2 separate regions of the Mus musculus genome follow, and region 1 is linked to region 2. A link is a loop called in an ENCODE intact Hi-C map of the cell type or tissue named here. Cell type or tissue: left cerebral cortex. All regions are shown on one strand.

Evidence for each region. Hi-C counts contacts between places; a loop is a spot of excess contacts. Peaks named below come from ENCODE experiments on the same cell type or tissue, not always from the same donor. Only the 100,000 strongest peaks of a DNase experiment are listed, where the experiment ranks them.
Region 1: it touches region 2 in a loop (2.4-fold over the local background); 22 of 42 quality-filtered maps call a loop at or near these places.

Annotation. Positions count from the first base shown.
Region 1 is chr8:88,264,927-88,267,426 of GRCm38, reverse strand. No RefSeq gene overlaps it. Among named protein-coding and RNA genes, the nearest start is that of Adcy7, 28 kb to the left of the region's middle. In left cerebral cortex, a CTCF peak has its summit at 1,106 (motif pointing left); DNase peaks (open chromatin) are centred at 87, 1,091 and 1,707.
Region 2 is chr8:88,315,510-88,318,009 of GRCm38, reverse strand. It overlaps Adcy7 (adenylate cyclase 7), which reads right to left. Exons shown (of 28, transcript NM_001037724.4): 11 at 2,395-2,500; 12 at 2,130-2,262; 13 at 1-155. Among named protein-coding and RNA genes, the nearest start is that of Adcy7, 23 kb to the right of the region's middle. In left cerebral cortex, no CTCF peak of the experiment used is centred here; a DNase peak (open chromatin) is centred at 1,229.

The DNA of each region.
Region 1 (2,500 bases), 51 kb after region 2:
TACAGCCTGCGCACAGGAAGCGAGATGGGCAGACACCCAGCCAAGACTTTACCAAGAGGGAAATCCAGGAAACTGAGCTGAGCTGTGGTGTGCACAAGTGAAGGCAAGCTTCAGGGGAGGAGGGGGATGTTCAGGCAAGCAAACACCTGCACTTCAAGCACACCTGCCCGAAGCCTCAGGCGACCCGGCGACTGTGACAAAACACCTGGTGCAGCTGGCTGATTTGCAAGGTTTCACACACCCACGGAGTTTAGGCTCAGGTGCTAAACTAACGCTTCTGGAAAAATAAAAACACTGAGGGTGTAGCTCACCGCAGAGCATGCGATTCCAGGTACAACACCCACGTCCCCTGCCCCACTCACTGTATTGCACAAATGGCTGATAAGAACAGCCATTTGGAGTCATAGCGACTGTGACCACTGCACTCAGGAAAATTACTCAGAGGAGGCCCCGGCGTAGAGACTTAAGGGTATTGGGAAGTCAACACTTAATTTCAAAACCTAAAACGTGAGAAGTGGCGGCAGTGGCTCACCACTTTGGAAGTGGCTCCCCTAGAAGTTGGGGGAGACATTCAGAATGCCTTGGCATCACAACACCTTCCCCTTCTCCCCAAATATATGCTTTTTTGCACCTTCTTGGCAGGGCCCAAGACCCTTGCTCTCTGCCTCACTCCAGACAGGTCTTTCCTGTCTCCTCGCCTGTGGGGACGAGGTTAAGCCTGGTACTTGGAAGCACTTGGTGTTGAAGTGGATTTTAATCTGAGAGGCCTGGCGCAACCCCCTTACGGTCCTTTGAAGAGTGCTCAAGAAAAGCCACATTCCTGGCGCCCTAAGTGCAAGCTGGAGGTACGAAGCTGAAACTGAGTGGTCAATCTTCTGAAAATGGATATTCCATTTCAAGAGGCCACTTCAGCTTTTAATCAGCTCCTCCTTCTCTTTTATTGTTAACATTAAACATTAAGACATCTTTCTAGGGGTTGAAGAGATGCCTCAGCGGTTAAGAGTGCTTACAGCTCTTGAAGGGGACCTGGATTCCTAACTCAAGATAGATGGCTCACAGCAGTCACTCCAGGTCCAGGGGATCTGATGCCCTCTTCTGGCCGCGGTGAGCATTGCATGAGCACAGTACATACAGAAACCAGCCAAAGCTCACACAGAAAAACGAAAATACATCCTTTATTTTTTAAAAGAAACAAAAGAAAGAAAAGGCACCATCTACTTGTATCCATCCTTTGGGCAGTTCCTCTGAATCCCACAACTTCCAAAAGGTTTTAAATGCTTTAAATGTTACAGGCTTTAAATGTACACACAATATAAAATGAAATTAAGTCACACAGACAGACACAGACACAGACACAGACACACACACACACACACACACACACACACACACACACACACACACACACACACACACACACACAGAGTGTGTGTTTTACACAGGTGGGTTATTTCAGATCCCTAGTTCCTTGGTTTTAAAATGGTCTTCTTAGACAAACAAGGAATTTAAAACATTTTACTTAAAAGGCAAAATGTTCCCAATTAAAAGCCAAAAATCTTGCATCTCTTAGTTAAGCTGGTCAACCCAGACTGGCTCACTATGGAATGCCAGCAAAGACTCAAGCCGCAAGACTCAAGAATGTGGCCTGAGGAGAACAGCTTTCAAACACTGTTGTGCACCAGAAGACTGTGGAATTCCTCACCACCAGATGGCTTTTGGTCCCCGCCCCCTCCCCCCAATTTAGCCTCAAAAACCACACAGCAGCTCTGGCCCTGTCTACTTCAAATAACTGGGATCCAGTTGTTCTGGTGGGGAGCCCTTCCTCCTTACCCCAAACCTGAAATGTAAGTTCAAAGCCAGCCTGGTCTACATGGTGAGTTCTGGGACAGGCAGAGCTACAAAACAACAAAAGGTGGAGTGCTTTTTTTTGTTTTGTTTTGTTTTTTTGAGACAGGGTTTCTCTGTATAGCCCTGGCTGTCCTGGCTGTCCTGAAACTCACTCTGTAGACCAGGCTGGCCTCGAACTCAGAAATTCGCCTGCCTCTACCTCCCGAGTGCTGGGATTAAAGGCGTGCACCACCACCGTCTCCCGAGTGCTGGGATTGACACTCCACCTGGTTTAAAAGGTGGAGTGTTAACAGGCAGATGGTAGAAAATGATCAAAGAATTGGCCTTCCCCCCTCCCCAGTGTTGCCCAAAGCAAGGCTCCTTTCCTTAAAAGTGGAAAATGGCAAAGGGAGTGGAGTGCTGTTCGGGATGACTCTGCTGCACTGTGACATTTAAGGAGAAGAACCAAAAGACAGGCTGGGGACTTAGCTCAGCTGTGGCGTGTCTGCCTACTATGCACAAGGGCCTGGCTTTGATTACTAGCAACAAGTTATCGGGATGTGGTGGTGCATCCCAGCATTTGAGGGGCAGCCAAGGGAACCAAAAATACAAGATCATCTTTGGATATATACCATGTTTGAAGCTAGTCTGGGCTACTTAAGATCCTGGCCTT
Region 2 (2,500 bases):
CTGCTCACACTCTCCCGGTGGTTGAGGTGTGCAAAGGGCCTTGCTGCCCCCCAAGACTCCAGATAGCGGGTTACACGCACTGAAGCCCGCATCTTCAGAGTTGCGTCCCCCTTGGGCTTGGAGAGGTGGTGGCTGGGTGGGGGTGGCTGCTGGCTCTGTAAGCACAGATATCACGTGTCCCACCTGTTCCCCTCTCGATCATCCCTGGCACACATGCGGAGCACTGGCTGGTCTGGGAAAGGGGAAAATGTTAATTTTTGAGCCTATAGTATTCTTCGAGCATGGGCTGGCCTTGGTACTAGCTGCAGCCCTCAATTTTCATCCCTGCCCCAGGCCAGGAAGAGGCTGATGGCCACACAGCTCAAGCTCAGGCTTTCTCGAGGAAGGGGTAATCAGAAGCCCTGTTCGGCCCACCCACATGTGGCTCACACATGCTCCTTCCGGTGAGAGGAACGGGAGAAAGATGTGTGCTGGCCTGAACCCAGAGACACAAGCACTAAGGCACAGGCCCACTCCAGGGCAGCCTTGAAGGCAACACCCAGCCTCAAGTTAGCTCCAGGCTCATTTGCCACATGCTTGCTGGGCCCAACACATGCTGGAATCTCAGTGGCTTAGCCAGACCCTGAGTGAGGGTCCAGCTCTAACTCCTGCCCTTGTGCCTCTGAGCCCCAAGTCCCCCTTAACACATGCCTGGGCGCAGACAGGGTCGCCAGGTATGGCAGGAGACAAGAGAGGAAAAGAAAGAGCCCCAAAGTCATCAGACACAAGCTTAGGCCACCTTGTGTCTGCTGGGACTCTTGTCTCTCCCACTCCCAGCATCCTGGTCCCCTCCCTCAGAGCTGTCTGTCCCCTCAGACCTGCCAACATCAATAGGCAGCAGCCACCTACAGCCCCAGACCGGGCCAAAGCACAATGGCAAATTTACTGGAAACTTCCAGAGTCTCTGGGAATAGAAACCTCTTTAAACCCTCACCGCCCACCATCACGCAAGTCCTAGGGTCCATGCAGAGGACAGCCAAGCCACACAGTGAGGGTGAGCTGCGAGGTCTGGAGGTGAGGACCTTCCTCTGAGGCTTCTCTACTGCTAGTAACTCTGGCCCCATGCTGGCTGGAGACAGGGATGAGGAGAAACTGCTACAGTCCCCTCTAAACTGCCAGCTACATAAGTGAGCAGAGGACCCGAGCTGGCAAGAGGGACCAGGGCGGGGCAGCACAGATGCTGCTGTCTCTCCAGAGCTTGGCTGGAGTCTGGCCAGCATCCTGCAATTCTCCTGGCTCAGTCTGGCAGCCCTGGGGGTGGGCTTTGGAACTATGTCTGCAGATGTCTTTGAGGTTGGGGCTTCATCCATTTCAAAGCCACCACGTGCATGCTCAGAGCAGAGCTGGGTGGTCCGCAGGCCGGAGGGCCTGTGGTCCTTAGCAGCACAGAGTGAAATAAATAAGGAAGAGGATAAATAAACAGGAACACGTGGCAGGCCGGAAGACCAGGGAGGAGGGATTCTCTCGTGTGCAGTGACTGCCCTGGGGACATTGGCAAGATAAAGGGGACATGAAGGAGCCAAAGCAGAAAGTGCAGGCTAGGTGGGCTTGCAGGATGCCCAAGGGCCAGGACCAAGAGAGCTGGAAGAAGCCCCTGCCAGCATTCTTGAGAAAAGTCCAAGGATGATTCTGGAGGTCAAGGCCACAGACAGCAAAAGCAGCAGATTGCCAGCTTGGAGCAGTCAGCAGACAAGCACAGCTGCCTCTCTAGTTGGGCCAGCAGGGAGAGATGGGCTCCAAGAGACAAGGCAATGTGAGCCAGCCATCCAAGAACCCCAGACCTGTTCACTCCAGGAGTAGGCTGCCTGGCTACCCCTGCTTCCCAGAGTCTTCGCATGGGGTTCCTGACTCCTGCAATTAGCCTCATGGAACTGCATGTGCCTGGAGTTGCTGACATGGCCCTTGCTCCCATACCTTACAGCAACACGAAGAGGTCGTTCCTCGATGCCTGAATGTTCCCAGTTCAAGGAAGTGCCCTCCTGTTTTGGGCTAGTCTGTACCACCTCACCACAGTCTTGAGGGTCAATGACCTCAAGTTGGGACCCTGCTCCCAGGCTGCCCATCTCCCACCCACCCCCAAGCCCTCATACCCGGGGATCGATCACCAGGTAGGTTCGGATGTTCATCTCTTTCAGATAGGGGTCTCGCTGCTCCCCATGCCCATCCTCCACCTCATATGCCTTGTCCAGGTGATTCAATGTTGCCTCTGTGATGTGCACCCGGCTGAGGAGACACATGTCAGATCAAACAGCATGGCCCAGGCACCCACTTGGGGGATGCCTGCTCCATCCCCTGCTTCCACACCCAGCCCCACCCTGATCACCCTGACCTTGTCCCTACCCTGCTGAGCCTCACCCAGGGACTCCAGCTGCCTCCATCCTGTTGGCCAGGGACACATCATGGGACCACACATCATACTGCCACTTACGGAGCCCGATGACCCCACATAGCACATTCCCGG